2 separate regions of the Homo sapiens genome follow, and region 1 is linked to region 2. A link is a loop called in an ENCODE intact Hi-C map of the cell type or tissue named here. Cell type or tissue: PC-9. All regions are shown on one strand. Links, peaks and the distances in the headings refer to the core of each region. The heading gives the core; the rest is flanking DNA. Region 1 overlaps LINC02036 (long intergenic non-protein coding RNA 2036). Region 2 has its middle 16 kb from the start of LINC00887.

The links. Hi-C counts contacts between places; a loop is a spot of excess contacts. Peaks named below come from ENCODE experiments on the same cell type or tissue, not always from the same donor. Only the 100,000 strongest peaks of a DNase experiment are listed, where the experiment ranks them.
Region 1: a loop joins it to region 2, with 6 times the contacts of the local background. A loop is called at or near these places in 8 of 110 quality-filtered maps.

The regions. Positions count from the first base shown.
Region 1 is chr3:194,211,724-194,214,629 of GRCh38, forward strand. All of the region lies in intron 1 of LINC02036 (long intergenic non-protein coding RNA 2036), which reads right to left. Among named protein-coding and RNA genes, the nearest start is that of LINC02037, 34 kb to the right of the region's middle. RefSeq lists enhancers at 1-1,945, 101-906, 907-1,712, 2,519-2,906 and a silencer at 517-811. In PC-9, for the core only: no CTCF peak of the experiment used is centred there; a DNase peak (open chromatin) is centred at 1,378; H3K27ac peaks cover 1,821 bases.
Region 2 is chr3:194,295,326-194,298,231 of GRCh38, forward strand. No RefSeq gene overlaps it. Among named protein-coding and RNA genes, the nearest start is that of LINC00887, 16 kb to the right of the region's middle. In PC-9, for the core only: a CTCF peak has its summit at 1,552; DNase peaks (open chromatin) are centred at 1,266 and 1,836; H3K4me3 peaks cover 1,373 bases; H3K27ac peaks cover 1,976 bases.

The DNA.
Region 1 (2,906 bases), core at 274-2,773, 83 kb before region 2:
TAGAAATCCTCCAGGCACAGCTAGAGTGCAGTGGAAGCAGTCTTGTCAAGAAAATGCTATTATGACCAGAAATTAAAGGGGAAATCCAAAATGTTGTTATAACCTAGCGATGTTCTTCTTTACCCACAAAACAATGCTTTAAAGAAACTAATTGCTCAAGACATCTCTCTCGAATACACATTTACACAGTCTATTTAATACAACCCCTGGAACAACTGCAGTGAAACAGAGCGTCAGGGAAACCTAACTTCCAGACACAGCTCTGATTCCTTCTTGATGGGTGACTCTGGGCAGGCCACCTAACTTCTCTGAGTCTCAATTCTCTTATCGGTAAAATGGGAATAATGATTCCTAACCCAGAGGTAGGGTCCTTGTGAGAGAATGCATGTAAAAGTGAGCTGTAAGCTGTAAATCACTGTGCACACATGAAGGCATGTATATTGCATTGGCACGTTGGTATCCTGTGTACAAACGTTATATATCACACACGGACACCATCAGGAAATTCCACTCCGGGGCAGAGTGATTTACAAAGCCTGCTCAGAAGTGGAGTCAATTAAGGTCAGCTTTCTATGTTGCTAAACAACAGGGGATTCTGGGTTCAGTAACGTTGAAAGGCAGGCCCAACACACCCCTTGAAACTGGGCTTTTGAGAGGGTTCAAAGGAAGGCGAAACAAAAGCCCCTCTTTGTGATGTTTTCACTCTTCCTGCATTGTCCTCTTTCACCCTCCAAGGGCCTTCATGTAAAGAAGGGCTGCTAATGTGGCGAGTGGGAGTTTGAAATTGTCCTGGGCCAACAATGTTGGCACATTCTGCCGGGCCTCATTACAGAATCATCTGAAATGCTCTAGAAGTGTTTCCCACTCATTAGCATAAATAGCAGAAAAACTCTTTCACAAACAAAGCAGGTTCCATCTGCCCCAGTATGTCCTCACCTTGACTTCAAATGGCCAGTCCCTCCCCCAGCACAATACAGGGGCGCCGGCCTCCGAGGCCCCAAACACCCCACTTCAGAACAGCATTCAGCGAAATATCAACACGGTAACCTGCATGTTTATTCATTGGCCAGCCCCCTCCTTTTAATGGAGTCCCTTCCCCATTGTGACCACTTGATTCTTTCACAGACCTAAAAGGGACAGGCAGGGAGAGGCTTCCTTTCGAAGCTGTTGGGATCCTTAGCAACCCACACCTTGTGAGTGGGTCAACTAGGCTAATTAGGTTTGTTCTGCCTTTTTGGCCCAGGCGTATTTTGTCAGGTATTCTGCTGTGAGATTAAAGAGTCATTAATCACCCAGGCCTGACGCTGACAAGGTGGCTTTTACAATGAAGTCCACTTCCCTGGTGCTGGCTGGAGCCTAGGCCGGATCTGTTTTGCATTACATTGCAGAAGAATGTAATGTGGGCTTCTTCCCAGGCGACCTCACAGGATGTCAACCTCGGGCCCCCGGGCCTTAAGAAGGCCGGTGCCAGGGACAGAGATAGCATCTACTTTGAAGGCAAACCGTGCTCACAGCAGCTGGGTGGAGTCTGTTGGGTTCTGGAAGGGCAACTCACAGAATAAGGTACAGCCTGACAGAGTCAGACCTCAGTCCCCAGCCGCCCAGCCCCGCATTTTCCCAAAGAAAGCCCAGAGGCTCAGAAAGGAAGGATACTTGCCCGAGGACACATAACAAATCACGGTGAGAGTCAAGATTAAAACAAGGCATCTCACCACTATCACACTACCACATCTGAATCCCAAACTAAGCTTTTTATAACCCTTTTCAACATAATCAATAACTGTTACAGTTGGCAATTCAGAGGTCCTGCACTCTTAAGCGGAGAAAGAAGGGAAGTCAATCCCATTTGTCAAGTGCTACAAAAGGCTAAACTCTGTGCCATTTTGCATATAATTGATTCCATTTAAATGTCATTTTCATAAGATGACTTGTGAAAGGGCTCAGCCACCCTTAGTTCTTACCCAGTGCAACAGTTTTCCTGATAAGTAGACCTTATCATCCCTATTTTTTTTTTTTTTAAGATGAGAGTCTCCCTGTCACGCAGGCTGGAGTGCAATGGCGCGATCACAGCTCACTGCAACCTCTGCCTCCAGGTTCAAGCGATTCTCCTGCCTCAGTCTCCTGAGTAGCTGGGATTACAGGTGCCCACCACCATGCCCGGCAAATTTTTGCATTTTTAGTAGAGACGGAGATTCACCATGTTGGCCAGGCTGGTCTCGAACTCCTGACCTTGTGATCCGTCCGCCTTGGCTTCCCAAAGTGCTAGAATTACAGCCGTGAGCCACCGTGCCCGGCTAGCATTCCTATTTTTATGAACAAAGAAGCCAAGACACAGCAAGGTTAAATAACTCATTCACGGCCGATATTCTTTCCTATGCCAGACTGCCATTTGAAAAGATGAGTTCTCTAAATCCAGGTGTTCTCATGAACTTTTATTATTGCTGATGTCAATCATAAATTAAAAGCTTAGGTCAATTATCTAAACATCAGATTATCAGAATGTGTTGTTTCCTTTTAATCTCAATGTGTGATCATGCCATCTATCTCTGCTGATGTTTCCTTGTTGTCCTTTCTGCTTTTATTCTTTCATTAATTTAGCAAACATCTGTTGAGCATGCTGGGGATACCCAGATTTTAAAAACAAGGCCATATGCCCCTTTCTTGTGACATTACTGGAAAATGAGCTCCTCACAAATAAGAAGGTAAACCAAGAAGGAGGAAGGCGAGGGCTTTGGAAGCCAGGAGCTCCAACACAGAAGGATGGTGAAGGCAATGCCTGGGAGGCTGCAGGGTTCTCCAGAGGAAGGCTACATGCCCAGTGCATAGGGAGGGCAGCTGGCCCACATGCTGCAGGGCGCAGCCCTGGGACAGGCTTCAGCAGAAAGACAAATTCGATAGGAGACCTG
Region 2 (2,906 bases), core at 93-2,592:
CCTGACCTTTCATTTTTGTCGAGGTTGGTGTCTCCTGCTGGATTACCCATTATTGAGAATGTTTTTGATCAACCACTTCCAGATACTCTGGCATTCACTGGTGTGAGCCCGTCTTGGGTGAGCTAAGGTGGATACCTGTGTATATCATTGCCTCTGGAAAAGAGATAGGTGGGTTCCAAGCCAGAAAGAAGAGTGCTAAATAGAAGATATAAGTAGAGCTGGGCGTGGGGTCGTGAACAGTGGCTCAGGCCTGTAATCTCAGCACTTTGGGAGGCTGAGGCGGGCAGATCACCTGAGGTCAGGAGTTGGAGACTGGCCTGGCCAACATGCCAAAACCTCGTCTCTACTTTAAAAAAAAAAAAAAGGGCCGGGCACAGTGGCTCACGCCTGTAATCCCAGCACTTTGGGAGGCCAAGGCGGGCGGATCCCGAGGTCAGGAGGTCGAGACCATCCTGGCTAACATGCTGAAACCTCGTCTCTACTAAAAATACAAAAAAAAAAAAAAAATTAGCCAGGCGTGGTGGCGGGCGCCTGTAGTGCCAGCTACTCGGGAGGCTGAGGCAGGAGAATGGCGTGAACCCGGGAGACGGAGCTTGCAGTGAGCGCGGCACTGCACTCCATTCAGCCTGGTCGACAGAGCGGGACTCCGTTTCAAAAAAAAAAAAAAAAAAGTAGCCGGGTGTGGTGGCGGACGCCTGTAATCCCAGCTACTTGGGAGGTTGAGGCAGGAGAATCGCTTGCACCTGGGAGGCGTAGGCTTCGGAAAGAGGAGGCTTCAGTGAGCCGAGACCGCATCACTGCACTCCAGCCTGGGCGACAAAGCGAGACTCCATCTAAAAAAAAAAAAAAAAGATGTAAGTAGATATTTGCTGTGATGATAGTTTTGCATTCTATTTTAAAATCTTCTGTCAGTCTTTGTTCAGTGATAGACTTAAGACATTTAAGAGCTGAGAGGGAGCGGAACACGAATCCCCTCAACCCATTTTTTTTTAGGAATATATGAGAGGAATAAAATTCGCTACTGTCTGCTCAAAGTTTGAGTTGGACCCTTGCTGGGGAATGTGAAAAACAAAGCTGTTGGTGACGCTTTGAAAATCAGCAAGGTGTACTATTAAAGGTTAAATAAATGCTATTTTAAATTCTCATTCATTATGATTTATTGCTCAAGTCTCCCTATGAGAAAGAGGGCTACAGTATGCCAACATCACCCCTTTCTGTCTTTGTCATGGGAATGGAATGTCTTTTGAACTGCTAAAGTAGATAATTCCATGCCTGGAAGAAAAACGAAGGCAGGGGGAGGGGAGAGTAGAAGGAAAAAAGATCCTCTCATTTCCTAATAACTGCAAAGGCCAGGAATGTGCCACAGCGGCATTCAGGAAAATTCGGCGATGCGTGCCACCGTTGGGTGCGCGCCCCGTCCCTCTAGTGCCAGGTGGGGGACTGGGAAGCCGCCTCTGCCATCTGCCAAGGACCCACGCGGCCTGAGTGATTTACCCATTCCCGGCAATGGCGAGATTTCTTTCTAAAAAAAAAAGAAAAAAGAAAGAAAAAAAAAATCTTTGTTGTTTCACCGTTGGCCTCTTGGCCTCGAAGGGCAGCGCGCGCCCCGCCTGCAGTCCCCCGGGCCGCGCGGCTGGAAAGGCCTCTCTGAAGGGGGCGTTCCGCTCTGCCCACTGCGACTCCGGCCATTGTCCTCATTCGCCCCGCACGGGGACTGAGGAGGGGGCTTTTTAAGTAGTTCCCCGGGAACAAAGGGGACTCAGGCGCCGGGCTTCATTACGGGCTCGTTGGCCACACCAGCGGCCCCGCCTCTCGCCACAGCCTCGGCCACAACCAGCCCCAGCCAGTGGCTCAAGGCCGCCGCCGCCGCCAGCTTGCTGGCTCCTCCCGGCCCTCCCCCTCCTGCCCCCTCCGTCCCCTCCCCTCCAGCCCCGGGCCCCCGCTGCGCCCACGCCCCGCCGGACCGCTCCCGCCTGCCAGGTAAAAGCAGAGCGCCGGGATCCACCCGGCCCCGGGCCGCTCCAGACCTGCCCCACGCCCTGGCGTGTCCCTTTCCCGGTGGGGACCCTCTAGCGGCCTGAGTTTGAGAGAAGATCTAAGCTAAGCCGCCACAGCGAGGGACCACATTGAGAAGATCGGAGCCTGCCTGGCCGTTGTGAGCCTCCTCTCCTGCGGCTGAACAGACCTAACTGACTACAGCCAGGAGTGGGTCATTCGAGGGTCAGGAGAGGTTTTAGACGTAAAATACACACGTGGGTGACCTCAAACATACTCTCTGAGCCTCTTGTTGAACAAAATGGAGCTAGGCAGTTTGGGGTTCTTTGTTTGTTTGTTTTTACATGGAGTCTCACTCTGTCACCCAGGCTGGAGTGCAGTGGTGCAATCTCGGCTCACTGCAACCTCCGTCTCCCAGGTTCAAGTGATTCTCCTGCCTCAGCCTCCCAAGTAGCTGGGATTACAGGCACGCGCCTCCACGCCTGGCTAATTTTTGTATTTTTAGTAGAGAAAGGGGGTTTCGCCATGTTGGCCAGGCTGGTCTCGAACTGCTGACCTCAGGTGATCCGCCTGCCTCAGCCTCCCAAAGAGCTGGGATTACAGGAGTGAGCCACCACGTGGAGCTAGGCAGTTTTAAGAGTGATCAATAATGTATGAGACACGCTCCTTTCTAGTAGGTGCTGCTTAAATCATAATTAGTGTCATTGTCGCATGGAACCTACAGCATCCAACGTAAGAGGCTTTGAAAAGTGCTTCTGGGCCGGACAAGGTGGCTTCCCCCTGTAATCCCAGCAACTCTTGGGGCTGAAGTGGGAGGATTGCTTGAGGCCAGGAGTTCAAGCACAGTCTGGGAAACGTGGCAAGAGCTCATCTCTAAAAAATAAAATCAATTAGCCAGGCATGGTGATGCC